Linked DNA regions of Homo sapiens: region 2 is linked to region 1. A link is an interaction called in ENCODE POLR2A ChIA-PET data of the cell type or tissue named here. Cell type or tissue: K562. All regions are shown on one strand. Links, peaks and the distances in the headings refer to the core of each region. The heading gives the core; the rest is flanking DNA.

Evidence for each region. ChIA-PET counts read pairs that join two places held together with the same protein. Peaks named below come from ENCODE experiments on the same cell type or tissue, not always from the same donor. Only the 100,000 strongest peaks of a DNase experiment are listed, where the experiment ranks them.
Region 2: POLR2A ChIA-PET joins it to region 1 with 7 read pairs; 6 of 35 experiments call an interaction of 5 or more read pairs at or near these places.

The regions. Positions count from the first base shown.
Region 1 is chr12:53,358,955-53,369,200 of GRCh38, reverse strand. No RefSeq gene overlaps it. Among named protein-coding and RNA genes, the nearest start is that of SP1, 16 kb to the left of the region's middle. In K562, for the core only: no CTCF peak of the experiment used is centred there; DNase peaks (open chromatin) are centred at 3,090 and 3,790; H3K4me3 peaks cover 319 bases.
Region 2 is chr12:53,520,774-53,531,019 of GRCh38, reverse strand. It overlaps ATF7-NPFF (ATF7-NPFF readthrough), which reads left to right. Exons shown (of 15, transcript NR_159377.1): 10 at 6,259-6,456; 11 at 7,636-7,744. ATF7 (activating transcription factor 7) reads left to right here. Exons shown (of 12, transcript NM_006856.3): 10 at 6,259-6,456; 11 at 7,636-7,744. Among named protein-coding and RNA genes, the nearest start is that of ATF7-AS1, 12 kb to the right of the region's middle. In K562, for the core only: no CTCF peak of the experiment used is centred there; no DNase peak of the experiment used is centred there.

The DNA of each region.
Region 1 (10,246 bases), core at 1,350-6,349:
GGCGTGGTCCCAGCTACTTGGCAGGCTGAGGCAGGATAATGGCCTGAACCCGGGAGGCGGAGCTTGCAATGAGCCGAGATCGCGCCACTGCACTCCAGTCTGGGCGACAGAGCCAGACTCTGTCTCAAAAACAAACAAACAAACAAACAAACAAAAAACGAAGCAAAACAAAACCAAAAAAACTCACCTTTTTTTTTTTTTGAGATGGAGTTTCACTCTTGTTGCCCAGGCTGGAGTGCAATGGCGCAACCTTGGGTTAACTGCATCCTCTGCTTCCCGGGTTCAAGTGATTCTTCTGCCTCAGCCTCCCGAGTAGCTGGGATTACAGGCATGTGCCACCACACCTGACTAATTTTGTATTTTTAGTAGAGACGGGTTTCTTCATGTTGGTCAGGCTGGTCTCACACTCCTGACCTCGAGATCCACCCGCCTCGGCCTCCCAAAGTGCTGGGATTACAAGCGTGAGCCACTGCGCCCAGCCAGCCCTAAATGATTTTTTAACAGTACAAATGGTTAAATTTTTCAATTTTTTTTTTTTCTGAGACAGGATCTCACTTTGTCACTCAGGCTGGAGTGCAGTTGCATGATCATAGCTCACTGCAGCCTCCAACTTCTGGGCTCAAGTGATCCTCACACCTCAGTCTCCTAACTAGCTGAGACTACAGGCACTCGCCCCTGCACTCAGCTAATTTTTCTTTTTCTTTTTTTGAGATGGAGTCTCACTCTGTCACCCAGGCTGGAGTGGGGTGGCGTGATCTCAGCTCACTGCAAGCTCCACCTCCCGGGTTCACGCCATTCTCCTGCCTCAGCCTCCTGAGCAGCTGGGACCACAGGCACCCACCACCATGCCCGGCTAATTTTTTGTATTTTTAATAGAGGTGGGGTTTCACTGTGTTAGCCAGGATGGTCTTGATCTCCTGACTTCGTGATCTGCCCACCTCGGCCTCCCAAAGTGCTGGGATTCCAGGCTTGAGCCGCTGCGCCCGGCTGCACTCGGCTAATTTTTCTAAGTTTTGTAGAGATGAGGTCTGACTCTGTTGCCCTGCGGCTGGTCTTCAACTCCTGGCCTCGATATCCTCCTGCCTTGGCCTCCCAAAGTACTAAAGTTAGAGGCGTGAACTGCCATGCCTGGCCCCAACTGTATTAGTTTTATTTAACTTCAATTTTTTTTTTTTTTGAGACGGAGTCTCGCTCTGTCACCCAGGCTGGAGTGCAGTGGCACATTCTTGGCTCACTGCCACCTCCCCCTCCTGGGTTCAAGCAATTCTCTGTCTCATCCTCCCTAGTAGCTGGGATTACAGGCACCCACCACCACACCTGGCTAATTTTTGTATTTTTAGTAGAAATGGGGTTTCACCATCTTGGCCAGGCTGGGCTTGAACTCCTGACCTCGTGATCCACCTGCCTCAGCCTCCCAAAGTGCTGGGATTACAGGCGTGAGCCACTGCGCCTGGCCCCTAGTTTTATTTTTTATTATTTATTTATTATTTACTTTTTAAATTTTTTATTTTATTTTATTTATTTTTTTTTTTTTGAGACAGAGTTTCGTTCTTGTTGCCCAGGCTGGAGTGCAATGACGCGATCTCGGCTCACCGCAACCTCGGCCTCCCAGGTTCAAGCAATTCTCCTGCCTCAGCCTCCCGAGTAGCTGGGATTACAGGCATGCACCACCACGCCCGGCTAATTTTGTATTTTTACTAGAGATGGGGGTTTCTCCATGTTGAGGCTGGTCTCGAACTCCTGACCTCAGGTGATCCGCCCACCTCAGCCTCCCAAAGTGCTGGGATTACAGGCGTGAGCCACTGCGCCTGGCCTTAATTTTTATTTTTTGAGGCAGAGTTTCACTCTGTCACCCAGGCTGGAGTGCAGTGGCACCATCTCGGTTCACTGCAACCTCTACCTCACAGGTTCAAGGCATTCTCCTACCTCAGCTTCCTGAGTAGCTGGAACTACAGGTGCGTACCACCATGCTGGGTGAATTTTTGTATTTTTTTGTAGAGATAGGGTTTCACCATGTTGACCAGGCTTGTCTCAAACTCCTGACCTCAGGTAATCCGCCCACCTCAGCCTCCCAAAGTACTGGGATTACAGGTATGAGCTATTGCACCCAGCCATTTTCAATTTTTTTTTTCTTTTTTTGGAGATGAGTCTTGCTCTGTCGCCCAGGCTGGAGTGCAGTGGCACGATCTCAGCTCACTGCAACCTCCATCTCCTGGGTTCAAGCAATTCTCGTGCCTCAGCCTCCCTAGTAGCTGGGACTACATGTGCATGCCACCACGCCCGGCTAATTTTTTGTATTTTAGTAGAGATAGGGTTTCACTGTGTTGCCCAGGCTGGTTTTGAACTCCTGAGCGCAGGCAATCTGCCAGCCTCGGCCTCCCAGAGTGCTAGGATTACAGGCGTCGGCTACCGCGCCCAACCCATTTAAAAAAATTTTTAAGACAGTCTCGTTCTGTCACCCAGGCCAGAGTGCAGTGTCATGATCATAGCTCACTACAGCCATGCACTCCTGGGCTCAAGCCATCTTTCTGCCTCAGCCTCCCAAAGTGCTGGGATTACAGGTCTGAGCCACCACGCCTAGCCAAATTTTTTTTTTTTTTTGAGACGGAATCTCTCTCTTTAGCCCAGGCTGGAGTGCAGTGGCGTGATCTCGGCTCACTGCAAGCTCCGCCTCCCGGGTTCACGCCATTCTCCTGCCTCAGCCTCCGGAGTAGCTGGGACTACAGGCGCCCGCCGTCGCGCCCGGCTAATTTTTTGTATTTTTTGTAGAGACCGGGTTTCAACGTGTTAGCCAGGATGGTCTGGATCTCCTGACCTCGTGATCCACCTGCTTCGGCCTCCCAAAGTGCTGGGATTACAAGCGTGAGCCACCGTGCCCGGCCCAGAATTTTTAAATTAAATAATAATAATCGTAACAGTACAAATCCCCACTGGCTCCTTTCTCCTTTCACATCACAAGCCTCAGGCCCATGGCCTCCTTTCCTTTTTGCTGGAGTTCAGCACTTTCTCAGCTGCTTTTTTCTCTTTTCCCCTTGCCAAATGAGCCTGTGGCACAGGGCCAAGGACATGTCACCTTTTGCCATATATCTCAAGGCTTAGTGGTTTAGAGAAGGGAAGTAGAAGTCCGAGCTTCTCCCACACAGTGCCTTTTTAGAATCAGTTTCTGGCCTGGGCGCGGTGGCTCACGCCTGTAATCCCAGCACTTTGGGAGGCCAAGGCAGGTGAATCATCTGAGGTCAGGAGTTTGAAACCAGCCTGACCAACATGGTGACACCCCGCCTCTACTAAAAACACAAAAAGTTAGCTGGGCATGGTGTCAGGCACCTGTAATCCCAGCTACACAGGAGGCTGAGGCAGGAGAATCACTTGAACCCGGGAGGCAGAGGTTGCGGTGAGCCGAGATTGTGCCATTGCACTCCAGCCTGGGCAACAATGGTGAAACTACATCTCAAAAAAAAAAAAAAAAAAAAAAAATAGGATGGTTTCTGGGCAGTAGTAGTAGAATTTGGGTGAGACCTTCTCCCTCATACTGAAGACATCCATGTCCCAGCTAATCAGCATCTATCACACTGTGTGGCTAGTCCAGAGAAGGAAAGGACTCAGAGAAAATTGAGCAATCCTCCATGGGTCAGACTTTTGACTAAGGCTGAGGAGGGAGGGAGTAGCCTGGAGAACTTCCTATCTTCCAACTCGTGTGATTATTTACACCCCCACCATTCTCTGCTCTTCTTACTCCCACCCCAGACTAAGGCCACTCTTTACTGATGTTCTTTCATCAGTGTTGAACATGCTGTGTGCAAGACAGTGTGCTAGACACTGGGAAAGATGAGGGGGATGAGATATGGCCCTGACTCATGGCCTGCTAGAGGAAGCAGATGCATACACAGGTTATTATAATATACTGTCCTACTTGCAATGAAGGACATACATACACAAGTTATCCCTTTTTCAGGGAACTTCTGTCTAGTTTACTCCCCAACAAACTTCTACTCTCTCCCTCTCAAACTTTCATCATCCCCTGTCACAGGGGATATGGAATGAGATTTGATATGTAATTAGTCATCAAATCTCATCAATTTAAAATAAAACAAAATAATAAAATAAAAGAAGGCTGGGCGTGGTGGCTCATGCCTGTAATTCCAGCACTTTGAGAGGCCAAGGCAGGCAGATCACTTGAGCCAAGGGGTTAGAGACTAGCCTGGGCAACATGGTGAAACCTTGTCCATAATAAAAATACAAAAATTAGCAAGGCGTGGTGGCATGTGCCCGTAGTTCCAGCTACTCAGGAGGCTGAGGCAGGAGAATCGCTGAACGGGGAGGTGGAGGTTGCAGTGAGCTGAGATGGCGCCCCTGCACTCCAGCCTGGGCAACAGTGAGTGAGACTTTGTCTAAAAAAGAAAAAGGAGGCCAGGCGCAGTGGCTCATGCCTGTAATCCCAGCACTTTGGGAGGCCGAGGCAGGCGGATCACAAGGTCAGATCGAGACCATCCTGGCTAATGCAGTGAAACCCTGTCTCTACTAAAAATACAAAAAATTTAGCCGGCGGCCGGGCGCGGTGGCTCACGCCTGTAATCCCAGCAATTTGGGAGGCCGAGGCGGGTGGATCATGAGGTCAGGAGTTCAAGACTAGCCTGACCAATATGGTAAAACCCCATCTCTACTAAAAATACAAAAATGAGCCGGATGCAGTGGCAGTTGCCCGTAATCTCAGCTACTCAGGAGACTGAGGCAGGAGAATTGCTTGAACCTGGGCAGCAGAGGTTGCAGTCAGCTGAGATCACGCCACTGCACTCAAGCCTGGGTGACAGACTGAGACTCTGTCTTAAAAAAAAAAAAAAAAATTAGCTGGGTGTGGTGGCAGGCACCTGTAGTCCCAGCTATTCGGGAGGCTGAGGCAGGAGAATGGCAGGAACCCGGGAGGCAGAGCTTGCAGTGAGCCAAGATCGTGCCACTGCACTCCAGCCTGGGTGACAGAGTGAGACTCCGTCTCAAAAAAAAAAAAAAGAGAAAAGAAAAAAAAGTTCCATCCATTTTATTCCACGAATATCTTTCAGACCCAACTCTTCCACTCTCTCCGTACCTCTAGTCACTGCTTTAGTTATCCACAAGCCCCAACCCCCTCATTGCTTACTTGCATTGCTACTATACATGCATTTAACAGATTCCTTGTCTCCCGGTTGATCTTCATCAAAATAGGCACCATATTGTGGCCTCAGGGACTCTTACTGAACACCTGAACATAGACTTCATCATATGGTATACATGAAATCAAGATCGGGTGCAGTGGCTGACACCTGTAATCCCAACACTTTGTGAGACCAGGGCGGGCAGATCACTTGAGGTCAGGAGTTCGAGACCAGCCCAGTCAACATGGTGAAACCCTGTCTCTGCTAAAAATACAAAAATTAGCCGGGCGTGGTGGCGGGTGCCTGTAATCCCAGCTACTGGGGAGGCTGAGGCAGGAGAATCCCTTGAACCCAGGGGGCGGTGGTTGCAGTGAGGTGAGATTGTGCCACTGCACTCCACCCTGGGGGATAGAGCTAGACTCTGTCTTCAAAACAAAACAAACAAACAAACAAACAAATAAAATCTTTTGGCTGGGTGCCGTGGCTCACGCCTGTAATCCCAGCACTTTGGGAGGCTGAGGCAGGCAGATCACAAGGTCAAGAGTTTGAGACCAGCCTAGCCAATATGGTGAAACCCCGTCTCTACTAAAAATACAAAAATTAGCCAGGCGTGGTGGCAGGAACCTGTAGTCCCAGCTACTCAGGAGGCCGAGGCAGGAGAATTGCTTGAACCTGGGAGGCGGAGGTTGCAGTGAGCTGAGATTGCACCACTGCGCTCCAGCCTGGGCAACAGAGCAAGACTCTGGTCTCAAAAATAAATAAATAAAAATAAAAGTCTTTCCAGGCCCTACCTGTCACCTAGAGGTGTGAGAAGAATTCTTAGTCATGCCCACTCAACTACTTATCAGTCACAAAATAGGCCAAGTGCCAGCCGGGTGCGGTGGCTCACGCCTGTAATCCTAGCACTTTGAGAGGCCAAGGCGGGTGGATCATGAAGTCAGGAGGTCGAGACCATCCTGGCCAACATGGTGAAACCCTGTCTCTACTAAATATACAAAAAATTAGCCGGGCATGGTGGTACACACCTGTAGTCCCAGCTACTCGGGAGGCTGAGGCAGGGGAATTGCTTGAACCCGAAAGGCAGAGGTTGCAGTGAGCTGAGATAGCACCACTGCACTCGAGCCTGGCAACAGAGTGAGACTCCATCTCTTAAAAAAAAAAAAAAAAGACCAAGTACCTTCCTCTGTGACATTGCACTGATACACACACAGGTTGCCCTTCTGGAGTGCCCTTCTCCTGTAGGTCAAGAACTCACCTTTTTTTTTTCTTTTTTTTTTTTTCTTTGAGGTGGAGTTTCGCTCTGTAGCCCAGGCTGGAGTGCAGTGGCGCGATCTCAGCTCACTGCAAGCTCCACCTCCTGGGTTCGTGCCATTCTCCTGCCTCAGCCTCCCGAGTAGCTGGGACTACAGGCACCTGCCACCATACCCGGCTAATTTTTTTGTATTTTTAGTAGAGACGGGGTTTCATCGGTTAGCCAGGATATTCTCGATCTTCTGACCTCGTGATCCACCCACCTCAGCCTCCCAAAGTGCTGGGATTACAGGCGTAAGCCACTGCACCCGGCTGATAAATTTTGTATTTTTAGTAGAGACGGGGTTTCTCCATGTTGGTCAGGCTAGTCTCGAACTCCCGACCTCAGGTGATCTGCCCACCTCAGCCTCCCAAAGTGCTGGGAAGAACTCACCTTTCAAGTCTTAGATTAAGCTTCAGCTCTGGAGTCCTTTCCAAAAACATCCCTTTTCTTTTTGAATTGGCCACACTACTCCAGGAGCCCCCATTGCAACCTCTACTGTCTTTAAGCATGCAGCTGTTAACACTTTGTTGCACTTACTAGTCTGTACCTTTATACACACAGTGGAGGCTTGACAAGGTGGCTTATGCCTGTAATCCCAGCACTTTGAGAGGCCGAGGTGGGTGGATCACCTGAGGTCAGGAGTTCGAGACCAGCCTGGCCAACATAGCGAAACCCCATCTCCATTAAAAATACAAAAATTAGCTGGGAGTGGTGGTGGGTACCTGTAATCCCAGCTACTTGGGAGGCTGAGGCAAGAGAATCGATTGAACATGGGAGGTGGAGGTTTCAGTGAGCTGAGATCGTGCCACTGCACTCCAACCTGGCGACAGAGTGAGACTCCGTCTCAAAAAAATAAAAAAATAAAAAACACACAGTGGAGTGAAGTGAATCTGGGTGGTGGAGCCACAGGTCAAGGTTCACATCCAAGCTTATTTATTTATTTATTTATTTATTTATTTATTTATTTATTTTGAGATGGAGTCTCGCTCTGTCGCCAGGCTGGAGTGCAGTGATGTGATCTCGGCTCACTGCAATCTCCGCCTCCTGGGTTCAAGTGATTCTCCTGCTTCAACCTCCTGAGTAGCTGGGACTATAGGCGTGTGCCACCATGCCCAGCTAATTTTTGTGTTTTTAGTAGAGACGGGGTTTCACCACATTGGCCAGGATGGTCTCAATCTCTTGACCTTGTGATCCGCCCGCCTTGGCCTCCCAAAGTGCTGGGATTACAGGCATGAGCCACCACACCCAGCCTATTTATTTATTTTTTTAAGACAATGTCTAGCTCTGTTGCCCAGGCTGGAGTGCAGTGGCATGATCTCGCCTCACTGCAACCTCCCCGTCCCGGGTTCAAGTGATTCTTCTGCCTCAGACTCCCGAGTAGCTGGGACTACAGGCGCTCACCACCACACCTGGCTAATTTTTGTATTTTTAGTAGAGACGGGGTTTTACCATATTGGCCAGGCTGGTCTCAAACTCCTGACCTTGTGATCTGCCTGGACGGCCTCCCAAAGTGCTGGGATTATAGGCATGAGCCCCCGTGCCCAACAAATTCTTTTCTTTTTTTTTTTCTTTTTGAAACAGAGTCTTGCTCTGTCACCAGGTTGGAATGTAGTGGCATGATCTTGGCTCACTGCAATCTCCACCTCCCGGGTTCAAGCAATTCTCCTGCCTCAGCCTCCCAAGTAGCTGGGATTACAGGCGTGCACCACCATGCCCAGCTAATTTTTGTATTTTTAGGAGAGACGGGGTTTCACCATGTTGGCCAGGATGATCTTGATCTCTTGACCTCATGATCCGCCCGCCTCGACCTCCCAAAGTGCTGGGATTACAGGCGTGAATTTCAGTTATTTCTGTGACAGGGTCTCACTCTGTCGCCCAGGCTGGAGTGCAGTGGCTCAATCATCGGTATTTTTTGTAGAGAAGAGGTTTTGCCATGTTACCAGGCTGGTCTTGAACTCCTGGGCTCAATCATTCCACCTGCCTTGGCCTTCCAAAGTGCTATGCTTACAAACATGAGCCACTGAGCCCGGCCATATTTTTATTTTTATTAAAAAGAAATTTTTTTTTTTAACTGGGCATGGTGCTGCACACCTGAAGTCCCAAGCCACTCCAGAGGCTGATGTGGGAGGGTCGCTTGAATTTGGGAGACAGAGGTTGCAGTGAGCCCAGATTGTACCACTGTACTTTAGCATGGGCGACAGGGCTTTTGTCTTAAAACAGAAACAAAACAAAAAATAAATAAAAACAAAAACAAACAAAAATAAATAATTTGTTTGTTTTTGTTTTTGAGATACGGTCTCACTGTCACCCAGCCTGGAGTGCAGTCACGGGATCTCAGCTCATTGCAGCCTCCACCTCCTGGGCTCAAGCAATCCTCTTGCCTCAGCCTCCCAAGTAGCTGGGACCATGGGTGCCTGTCACCATACCAGGCTAATTTTTTTTTTTTTGTAGAGAAAAGGTCCCACTATGTTTTCCAGGCTGGTTTTGAACTCCTGGGCTGAAGGGATCCTCCTGCCTTGGCCTCCCAACGTGCTGGGATTATAGGCATAAGCCACCTTGCCCAACCTTAAAATAAATTTTTGAGACAGGGTCTTAGGTGTCATCCAGGCTGGAATGCAGTGGTACAGTCATGGTTCACTGCAGCCTCCACCTCCTGGGCTCAAGTGATCTTTCTCTCTCAACTTCCTAAGTAGCTGGGACTACAGGCGCAGACTACCACACCCAGCTAATTTTTAAAATTTTTTCTAGAGATGGAGTCCCAATACGTTGCCCAAGCTGGACTCAAACTCCTGGACTCATGATATTTCTGCCTTGGCCTCCCAAAGTGCTGAGATTACAGACATGAGCCACTGCGAGTGCCCAGCCAACTGTTTTTATTTTTTGTAGAGACAGGGTCTGTGCTCAGCCTACATTTTTTTTTTTGAGATGGAGTTTCACTCTTGTTGCCCAGGCTGGAGTGCAATGGTGCAATCTCGGCTCAGCAACCTCTGCCTCACAGGTTCAAGTGATTCTCCTGCCTCAGCCTCCCGAGCATCTGGGATTAGAGGCATGTGCCACCATGCCCGTCTAATTTTATATTTTTTAGTAGAGACAGGGTTTCTCCATGTTGGTCAGGCTGGTCTTGAACTACCAACCTCAAGTGATCAACCGACCTCGGCCTCCCAAAATGCTGGAATTACAGGCGTGAGCCACCGCGCCTGGCTCAGGCTATATTTTTGTATTGCATTGTTTGACTTAAAGAAGCTTGTTATGTGTATTAGATATTAATTATTTGTTTAAAATATGACAAATATTTTCTCCCTATGGATTGTCTTTTTTTAAATTCTACACACGCTGCAGGTGTTGTTGTTGTTTTGTTTTGTTTTTTGACAGGAGTTTTGTTCTTGTTGCCTGCCACCACGCTCAGCTAATTTTTTTTTTTTTTTAATTGAGATGGAGTCCAGGATGGTCTCAATCTCTTTACATCATGATCCACCCGCCTCGGCCTACCAAAGTGCTGGGATTATAGGCATGAGCCACTGTGCCTGGCCCCTAGATTTATTTTTTTCTAGAGTTTTACAGAATGGAGGCTGAAGCAACTCCATCTTGGATGTTAATCTGCTATGTTGACTTCTGAATAACCCCAGCTCCAGGAATGCCTCTAAAATTTTTATTTTATCTACTGATCTTTGGGTAAGAGCATATACTTATCATAAATCCTGCCCTTAGGTCAAGACCACCTTGACCATGAATCTTGCCCTTAGGCAGATTCACAGAACATTCTTGCCTTTCCCATAGAGGTCGACTTCAATTGTCCTACACATTCCTTCCCTATGGTATATAAATT
Region 2 (10,246 bases), core at 3,379-8,378, 160 kb before region 1:
TATTAAGTCTTAAATAAAAGTAATAACTTACCTGATAAGATTTTACAACAAAAACCATAACAATATATTAATGAAATGTGATGTTACAGTGTTAAGATACCTCAAAAAATAGGCTGGGTGAGGTGGCTCACGCCTGTAATCCCAGCACTTTGGGAGGCCGAGGCAGGCGGATCTTCTGAGGTCAGGAGATCAAGACCAGCCTGGCCAACATGGCAAAACCCTGTCTCTACTAAAAATACAAAAAATTAGCGGGGCATGGTGATGTGCGCCTGTAATCCCAGCTACTCAGGAGGCTGAGGCAGGAGAATCGCTTGAACCTAGGAGGTGGAGGTTGCAGTGAGCTGAGATCACACCACTGCACTCCAGCCTGGGTGATAGAGTGAGACTTTGTCTCAAAAGAAACAAACTAACAACAACAACAAAAATAAATAAATAAATAAAAATAAAAAAATATAAAAAAATAAGACACCAAAAAACACCTCATTACCAATTAAATCCCTTTTTATCACAAAGAAACTAAAATCCTAAAAAAGGCAGAGGGGTCCCATTTAGTTACCCATTTCTCTTCTCAAGGAGATCTCAGTTTTAACAAGATTCTTTGGAAACTGTATAGTCCTCAGTTTTCATATCATCTGCACTGAACAGGTGACAGCACCTGAGATTAGTTTCTAGAATTATACCCTTTGCCTGGCCCCTCTTTTCCTGATGTCACCACCTGCTTCATCAGTTATTGCCACATGTCCAAACATTTCATGGCCATATGCTACGGTAAAGCTTGGCCAACAACAAAAGCTTTCATTTGAGTTTTCCTGTTGGAAGCTAAGGCTGCCTACCCTCCTGTAACCCCACTGAAGCCAGTCCTGAAGATGGCAAAGCAGTAGCCGCCTTGCCTGAGTTGTGCTGCCTTCTCTCTTGGGGAAATGACATAGCTTCCTTTTTAGTTTTATTTGTTTATTTTTAAAATTTGTATTATAAATAGGCCAGGTTCAGTGGCTCACACCTGTAATCCCAGCACTTTGGGAGGCCGAGGTGGGCGGATCACAAGGTCAGGAGTTCGAGACCAGACTGACCAACATGGTGAAACCCCATCTCTACTAAAAAAAATACAAAGATTAGCCAGGCGTGGTGGCGCACGCCTGTAATCCCAGCTATTCAAGAGGCCGAGGCAGAAGAATTGCTTGAGCCTGGGAGGTGGAGGCTGCAGTGAGCCGAGATCGTGCCACTGCACTCCAGCCTGGGCTACAGAGCGAGACTCCATCTCAAAAAAAAAAAAACATATATATATGTGTGTGTGTGTGTGTGTGTGTGTATGTGTATATATATATGTATTTATATATATGTGTGTATATATATATGTGTGTGTGTATATATATATATATTATAAATAATAGTAGAGGGCCGGGTGCGGTAGCTCACAGCTGTAGTCCCAGCACTTTGGGAGGCCAAGGCAGGTCAAGAGTTCGAGACCAGCCTGACCAATATGGTGAAACCCGTCTCTACTAAAAATACAAAAAAAATTAGCCAGGCGTGGTGGCTCACGCCTGTAATCCCAGCACTTTGGGAGGCCGAGGTGGGCGGATCACAAGGTCAGGAGTTCGAGACCAGACTGACCAACATGGTGAAACCCCATCTCTACTAAAAAAAATACAAAAATTAGCCAGGCGTGGTGGCGCACGCCTGTAATCCCAGCTACTCAGGAGGCCGAGGCATGAGAATCGCTTGAACCCGGGAGGCGGAGGTTGCGGTGAGCCGAGATCGCACCATTGCACTCCAGCCTGGGCAACAAGAGTGAAACTCCGTCTTAAATAAATAACTAAATAAATAATATTAGAGACAGGGTCTCACTATGTTGCCCAGGCTGGTCATGAGTTACTGTACCTGAAGCCAGTCCTGAACATGGTAAAGCATGTCCAGCTTCCTCTTTTTATATATATATAATTTTAAAAGAGATGGAGACTCGCCATGTTGCCCAGGCTAGTCTCATACTCCTGGACTCAAGCAGTCCTCCCGCCTCAGCCTCCCAAAGTGCTGCGATTATAGGCCCTAGCCACCATGCCCAGCCCCAGCTTCCTTTTTAATCAACACTGATTCCTTTCCTTGTCGTTCTTCCCGTTTCTCTTGGCCTAGTCTTTCACCTCCATTCCCTGCATGACTTACTGAAATGCCTATGACAGAATAGGAACCTTTCCTTTCCCCTATTCTCCTAAAGAACTAATTTTTTCTTTTCTTTTGTTTTCTTTTCTTTTCTTTTTTTTTTAAGATGGAGTCTCGCTCTGTCACCCAGGCTAGAGTGCAGTGGCACGATCTCGGCTCACTGCAACCTCCGCCTCCCTGGTTCAAGCGATTTTCCTGCCTCAGCCTCCTGAGTAGCTGGGATTACAGGCAACCACTATCATGCCCAGCTAATTTTTGTATTTTCAGTAGAGACGGGGTTTCACCATGTTGGCCAGGCTGGTCTCGAACTCCTGACCTCAGGTGATCCACTCGCCTCAGCCTCCCAAAGTGCTGGGATTACAGGCGTGAGCCACCACACCCAGCCAATTTTTTGTATTTTAGTAGAGACGGGGTTTCACCGTGTTGCCCAGGCTGGTCTCAAACTCCTGAGGTCCGGCAATCCACCCGCCTTGGCCTCCCAAAGTGCTGGGATTACAGGCATGAACTACTGCACCTGGCCATAAAGGACTAATCTTTACATGTGCTCCAGTCAGCTAAAGATAAAGAGGAAGCCGAAATTCTCAGGAGAATTACTGTAAATTTCTTATACAATGAGAAACAGTGAACCAAGGCCTCTAGTTCATTAAATTGAGTTGGAAATTTCTTCTCCATTTTTTTATTTTGGGAGAGATAATATTAGTCTGAATTTTAAAAAATTATTTCTTGGCCGGGCAGGGTGGCTCACATCTGTAATCCCAGCACTTTGGGAGGCTGAGGCGGGTGGATCCCAAGGTTAGGAGATCAAGACCATCCTGGCTAACACGGTGAAACCCTGTCTCTACTAAAAATATAAAAAATTAGCCAGGCATGGTGGCAGGCGCCTGTAGTCCCAGCTACTCAGGAGACTGAGGCAGGAGAATTGCTTGAACCTGGGAGGTGGAGGTTACAGTGAGCCAAGATTGCACCACTGCACTCCAGCCTGGGTGACACAGCAAGACTCCATCTCAAAAAAAAATCATTTCTTAATTATCTATATTAATGGAGAATATAATTCAGTAGGGCCTAGAGTAGAGTACAAGATTCTTTTTTTTTTGTCAGAGTCTCACTCTGTCACTCTGGCTGGAGTGCAGTGGTGTGATCTTGGCTCACTGCAACCTCCATCCTGGTCTAAGCCATGCCTCCACCTCCCAAGTAGCCAGGATTACAGGTGTGCACCACCACGCCCAGCTGATTTTTATATTTTTAGTAGAGGTGGGATTTCACCATGTTGGCCAGGCTAGTCTTGAACTCATGGCCTCAAGTGACCACCTGCCTCGGCCTCCCAAAGTGTTGGGATTACAGGCATGAACCACCATGCCCAGCATCTTTTTTTTATTTGTTTTTGAGTCAGGTTCTTGCTCTGTTGCCCAGGCTGGAGTGCAATGGGACAGTCATGGCTCACTTGCAGCCTCAACCTTCTGGGCTCAAATGATCCTCCCACTAGAGCCTCCTAAGAAGCTGGAATGACAGGAATGCATCACCATGCCCAGCTAATTTTATTTATTTGTAGAAACGGATCTCACTATGTTGCCCAGACTGGTCTCTAACTCCTGGGCTCCAGTGATCCTCCCAACCTCGGCCTCCCAAAGTGCTGGGATTACAGGCATAAGCCACTGCGCCTGGCCTCACATGTAACTTTTTAATTTTTTTATTTTATTTTATTTTTTTGAGACAGGGTCTCGCTCTGTTGCCCAGGCTGGAGTGCAGTGGCGCAATCTCGGCTCACTGCAACCTCCACCTCCCAGGTTCAACCGATTCTCCTGCCTCAGCCTCCCGAGTAGCTGGAATTACAGGCATGCGCCACCATGCCCAGCTAATTTTTGTATTTTTAGTAGAGACGGGGTTTCACCATGTTGGCCAGGCTGGTCTTGAACTTCTGACCTCAGGTGATCCACCCGCCTTGGCCTCCCAAAGTGCTGGGATTACAGGCGTGAGCCACGGCGCCCGGCCCAACTTTTTTATTTTTTACTTTTTTAGAGACCGAGTGTTGCTCTGTCGCCCAGGCTGGAGTAGAGTGGTGCAATCTCAGCTCACTGCAACCTCCCCCTGCCAGGTTCAAGCAATTCTTCTATCTCAGCCTCCCAAGTAGCTGGGATTACAGGCGCCTGCCACCACACCTGGCTAATTTTTGTATTTTTAGTAGAGACGGGGTTTTGCCATGTTGGCCAGGCTGGTCTCGAACTCCTGACCTCAGGTGATCCACCTGCCTCGGCCTCCCAAAGTATTGGGATTACCAGAAGCCATCCTAATATTACCAGAAGCCATCCCAAAGTATTAGGATGACCAGAAGCCATCCTAATAACATAGAGTTGTTTTAACACACATTTTGTATGTTATATGTATTATCTACTGTATTCCTACAATAAAGGATGCTAGAGAAAAGAAAATATTAAGAAAATCATAAGGAAGAGACAATATATTTACTATTCATTAAAATAGAAGTGGAGTATCATAAAAGTCTTCATCCTCCTCATCATCTTCGCATTGAGGAGGAGGAGGAGGAGGAGGAGGGCTTGGTCTTGCTGTCTCAGGGGTAGCAGAAGCAGAAGAGGTGGAGAAGTTGGAAGGGGGGCCGGAGAAGCAGGTACACTTGGTATAACTTTTTTTTTTTTTTTTTTGAGACCGAGTTTCACTCTTGTTATCCAGGCTGGAGTGCAGTGGCTCAATCTCAGCTCACTGCACCCTCTACCTCAGGTTCAAGCAATTCTCCTGCCTCAGCCTCCCAAGTAGCTGGGATTACAGGCATGCGCCACCATGCCTGGCTAACTTTATATTTTTAGTAGAGATGGGGTTTCTCCATGTTGGTCAGGCTGATATCAAACTCCCGATCTCAAGTGATCCGCCTGCCTCAGCCTCCCAAAGTGCTGGGATTACAGGCATGAGCCACCATGCCCAGCTGGTCGGTATAACTTATTTTTTTAAATCTGCATGTAAGTGGACCTTTGCAGCTCAAGCCTGTGTTCAAGGCTGAACTTTTTTCTACAGATGGTTGACCTTTCTACATTTTAAGAAATTTTTGGCTTCTATTATAAAATTGGTCTTTCTTCTCCAAGTGCATCCCAACTAACAGAAAGGGATGATCCAAAAATGCTTTAGTGACAAGGAACTTCAGCTTGAACTTTAAAAACAAGACAGTCCTATATCACCAATTTGTAAAGGGATTAAACATTTTTTGTTTATAAACAAAAGGGGGTTCTTCAGTATGATTAATAACTGATTATAAATAAAAATAATACACTTATCTATATCTCCCCATAATAACTCATATGTCACTGTCAGTGAAATGGATAAGAACATTTGTCTCCATTTCTGAAACCTGTAATAGTATGTAATTGTTTGTACATATCACTTGTCCAAATCAGTGATTCTCAAACTTTTTTATTTCACAGTCTCCCTAAAAGTTCCCCTAAAATCCTCCCCCAATTCTGATTTCCCTGCCTATAAGATTCCCTTTTTGTTTTGTTTTGTTTTGTGAGACGGAGTTTCGCTCTTGTTGCCCAGGCTGGAGTGCAATGGCATGATCTCAGCTCACTGCAACCTCCGCCTCCTGGACTCAAGCAATTCTCCTGCCTCAGCCTCCCAAGTAGCTGGGATTACAGGCATACGCCACCATACCCGGCTAATTTTGTATTTTTAGTAGAGATGAGGTTTCACCATGTTAGCCAGGCTGGTCTTGAATTCCTGACCTCAGGTGATCTGCCCGCCTCGGCCTCCCAAAGTGCTGGGATTACAGGCGCGAGCCACTGTGCCGGTCAAGATTCCGTATTGTTAAGAAACAAAAAGTAACCGTGGTTTCATTTGTCTGTCTGTCTTATAAATAATCAGAGTTTCCAAATGAACTGTAGTTTGTCTAAGTATGAGACTGAGAAGACTGGAAGGAAATAGGAGGCAAAATTGAGGACTCCTACAAAAGGGAAGCTTGGGGACATAGTAATGAGACTTGCTGTGGTTACCAGAGGCTGGTATATCCTTTTACCAGATCTTACTACTCTACCTAACATCAGGTGTGATTTGGAAAGGATTAATGTTCCCATCAAGTAACCTCTCTTCCTTCCTGGGCACCAGGTCTCACCAGCTCAGCCCACCCCTAGTACTGGGGGGCGACGGCGGCGCACAGTAGATGAAGATCCAGATGAGCGACGGCAGCGCTTTCTGGAGCGCAACCGGGCTGCAGCCTCCCGCTGCCGCCAAAAGCGAAAGCTGTGGGTGTCCTCCCTAGAGAAGAAGGCCGAAGAACTCACTTCTCAGAACATTCAGCTGAGTGTGAGTGGGTCCTGGATGCTTATTGGAATTGTTGAAAATCCAGAAAGTGGGATGGAATCAGAAAAAAGTGGTACAATTTGATAGAAGATGGTAATTCTCTAATTAGGACAGATCTAGTTGTCCCATGAAGAATCTCTTAACGGTCAGAGTTGAAATCTCTTTCATAGGTATTGGTGAAGACACTCACCATCTACCCCCAAATCTCCTATTAGAGTCATCCTTAAACGCATTTGGATGAAGGAATTAGATTAAGCACCCCAGGGTGCTCTTTTAAATCATCTGTAGAATCTGACTGGGGTCATGAAAACCAAAAGGGAAATGTGTTTGCCCTAGATAATGCAGCTTAATAAAAGAGAGAAAGAAAAAAGTGCTACAAGCACAAATAGAATAATTATAATCTATAATCCATACCTTCTCTTGAATGTTATTTTTCCTTCTGATTATTAAAATATTAAATTTAAAAAGCAATATATAAATACATTTCTATTATAAAATATACACACAAATGTACAGAATAGAAACAAAGTCCCTCTTTAATCTGCCTTTTCTAGTCCCGTTCTCTTTCCTGTAGATACATTCAGTATGTACCTTCCAGACAGATTCATATTCCTAAATATTTTTTATTTATAGTTCTTGTGTAGGGCTGGAGGGGTTGTGTGCTTGTTTTAACATAAGCAGGTTAACAGTGTTTCCTGGAGATCTAGCCATGGATATGGGAGATCTACCTCATTCTTTTTAATAGCTGTATAGTAGTATATTCTGTAGTGTAGTGATGTTATAAGGTATGGATATTGATACTGCTCTAATTTTTTGCTAGAACAATGTTGCAATGAACATTGCATGCACCTGAGTAAACAGTTCTGTTATGTAGATTCCTAGAAGTAGGCTTTCTTAGTCAAAGAGCATGTGTATTACTAATTTCAGTAGAATCATATTTATCTTAAACAGGAGTAATGTTTCTATTATAAATCCTGACTTTTCACTGTAAGCAACTCCTGTCATTGAATTCATGACTATACTGGCCCTGGGCTCTGTGAAGCCTTGCTGGATCAGGAGTCTTGTCCCAATTCAGGGGAGAAAATCGAGGCAATATTCTGTCCTTCCTTTGGGAACAGCCACTGAGGGTGCAAGAGTAGAGGATGAATTTTCTTGATACTCTTTTCTTCCCTCCCTCCTCAGAATGAAGTCACATTACTACGCAATGAGGTGGCCCAGTTGAAACAGCTACTGTTAGCTCATAAAGACTGCCCAGTCACTGCACTACAGAAAAAGACTCAAGGCTATTTAGGTGAGTGGCACACAACCTAAGCTAAGTCAGTCAGTCAGTAAACTGCATGTACTGAGTGTCTCAACTGCTTATAATTTTATAACTCCATTCTGAATGTTCTGGGGACCCCACGCTGATGAGTGAGTGGCCCTTGTGGAGCAACCAGACCTAGAAAAAAAATGTTTTTGTAGACGATATAGAGCTAATTATCTGTTATAGTTGGGGGTTGAAGGGTAGCAATATTTACCGGGTGCATATTTTGTGTTAGGCATGCTACAGTCTTCCCAAGTCTCTCATGAAATGGATATTATCTACATTTATATGTGAGAAAACTGCACTCTGCACTCAGATTAGGTCATTTAGCCAAAGTTACCAAGCTGGGAAAGTGGTGAAGCCAAGATTTACATCTATGTTTTGTTTTGTTTTGTTTGAGACGGAGTCTTGCTCTGTCGCCCAGGCTGGAGTGCAGTGGCACGATCTTGGCCCACTTCAAGCTCTGCCTCCCAGGTTCACGCCATTCTCCTGCCTCAGCCTCCCGAGTAGCTGGTACTACAGGCGCCCACCACCATGCCCAGCTAATGTTTTGTGTTTTCAGTAAAGACGGGGTTTCACCAAGTTAGCCAGGATGGTCTCAATCTCCTGACCTCGTGATCCACCCTCCTCAGCCTCCCAAAGTGCTGGGATTACAGGTGTGAGCCACCGCGCCCGGCACATCTATGTTGTTTTTTTTTTGTTTTTGAGACAGAGTCTTGCTGTGTCACCCAGACTGGAGTGCAATGGCACGATCTCGGCTTACTGCCACCTCTGCCTCCCAGGTTCAAACAATTCTCCTGTCTCAGCCTCCGGAGTAGCTGGGACTACAAGCACCAGCCACCATGCCTGGCTAATTTTTGTGTTTTTAGTGGAAACAGGGTTTCATCATATTGGTCAGGCTGGTCTCAAACTCTTGACCTCAGGTGATCCACCTGCCTCAGCCTCCCAAAGTGCTGGGATTACAGGCATGAGCTACCGCGCCCAGCACATCTAGGTATTTCTTATTCCAAAGATACTGTCTTGGCCTAGAAAACACATAAACCACAGATGATACATTGGGATATAGGGTACATTTTATCTAATGATAGGCTGACGTTGGTTTCAGTTTGTAATCTATGAGTGCACATAAAATACTGCTAGAAGGCAATGGCCACAGAGTTGTGCTCAGGACATGTGCAATTCTGAAGTTAAAATTACTGTGAATAATTTGCCTATGGTCAATAAAAGCTAATAAATGCTAGTTTTCTTTTTACAAATTAAATTCATAGAACTATTGCTCTCAAACTTTGATATATTGTATTATTTTTCCACTGTATTATTTCAGAGATGTGTTCCCATAGAAAAGGAGTAACTATATCACCAATTTTAAACATCTCTACTTAAATTTTAATTTTAATATGTACTTCAGGGTGCATTCATTCATTAAGCAGATATTGATGGAATGTCTATTCTGTGCCAGTCACTGTTTTTCATGCTGGGGATATAATAGGGAACCAAATAAATTAGATTAAATCCCTGCCCTTGAGGAGCTTATATTTTAGTGGGTGAGACAGACAATAAACAAGATAAATAGGTAAAATATATGACATGTTAGATAACAGTAAATGTTAGAAGAAAAATAAAACAGGGAAGGGTAATATGAAATGTTAGCAGCAGGATAGAAATTTTAGATTAGGTGGCTTTTGAATAAAGACCTGAAGGAAGTGAGGGAGCTATATGCATTTATATGGAAGAAAAGTACTATAGGGAGGAGGATCAGCAACTGCAAAGATGCAAAGTCGCAAGGTACCTGGTACATCTAGGAACATCAAGGAGGCTCAGCTGGAGTTGGGGGTGGAGAGTAGTTGGAGACAAGTAGGGGACGTAATAGCAGCATTTTATGTAGGGTCTCATCAGTCATGGTGAGGATCTCAGCTTTTACTCCACACTGGGGGCCATTAGAGGGTTTTCAGCAGAAAAGTGATATAATTGATCTGACTAGGCTGGGCGCATGCCTGTAATCCCAGCACTTTGGGAGGCCAAGGCAGGCGTATCACCTGAGGTCGAGAGTTCGAGACCAGCCTGGCTAACATGGTGAAACTGCTTCTACTAAAAATACAAAAAATTAGCTGGGCGTGGTGGCATGCGCCTGTAATCCCAGCTACTTGGGAGCCTGAGGCAGGAGAATCACTTGAACCTGGGAAGCGGAGGTTGCAGTGAGCTGAGATGGTGCCATTGCGCTCCAGCCTGGGCAACAAGAGGGAAATTCCGTCTCAAAAAAAAAAAAAAAATTGATCTGACTTACATTTGAACAGGACATCAGGGGTACAAGGGCAGAAGCAGGCAGTCCACTTAGGGGCTGTTACGGTAATACAAGCAAGGGATGACGGTAGTGAAAGTGACGAGAGCAGGCTGAATCCAGGATATGTTTTGAAGTTAAAGTGATGAGAGCAGATGGGATGGTATATATGAGAAAAAGAATAAAAAATTACACCAAAGTTTCTGGCTTAA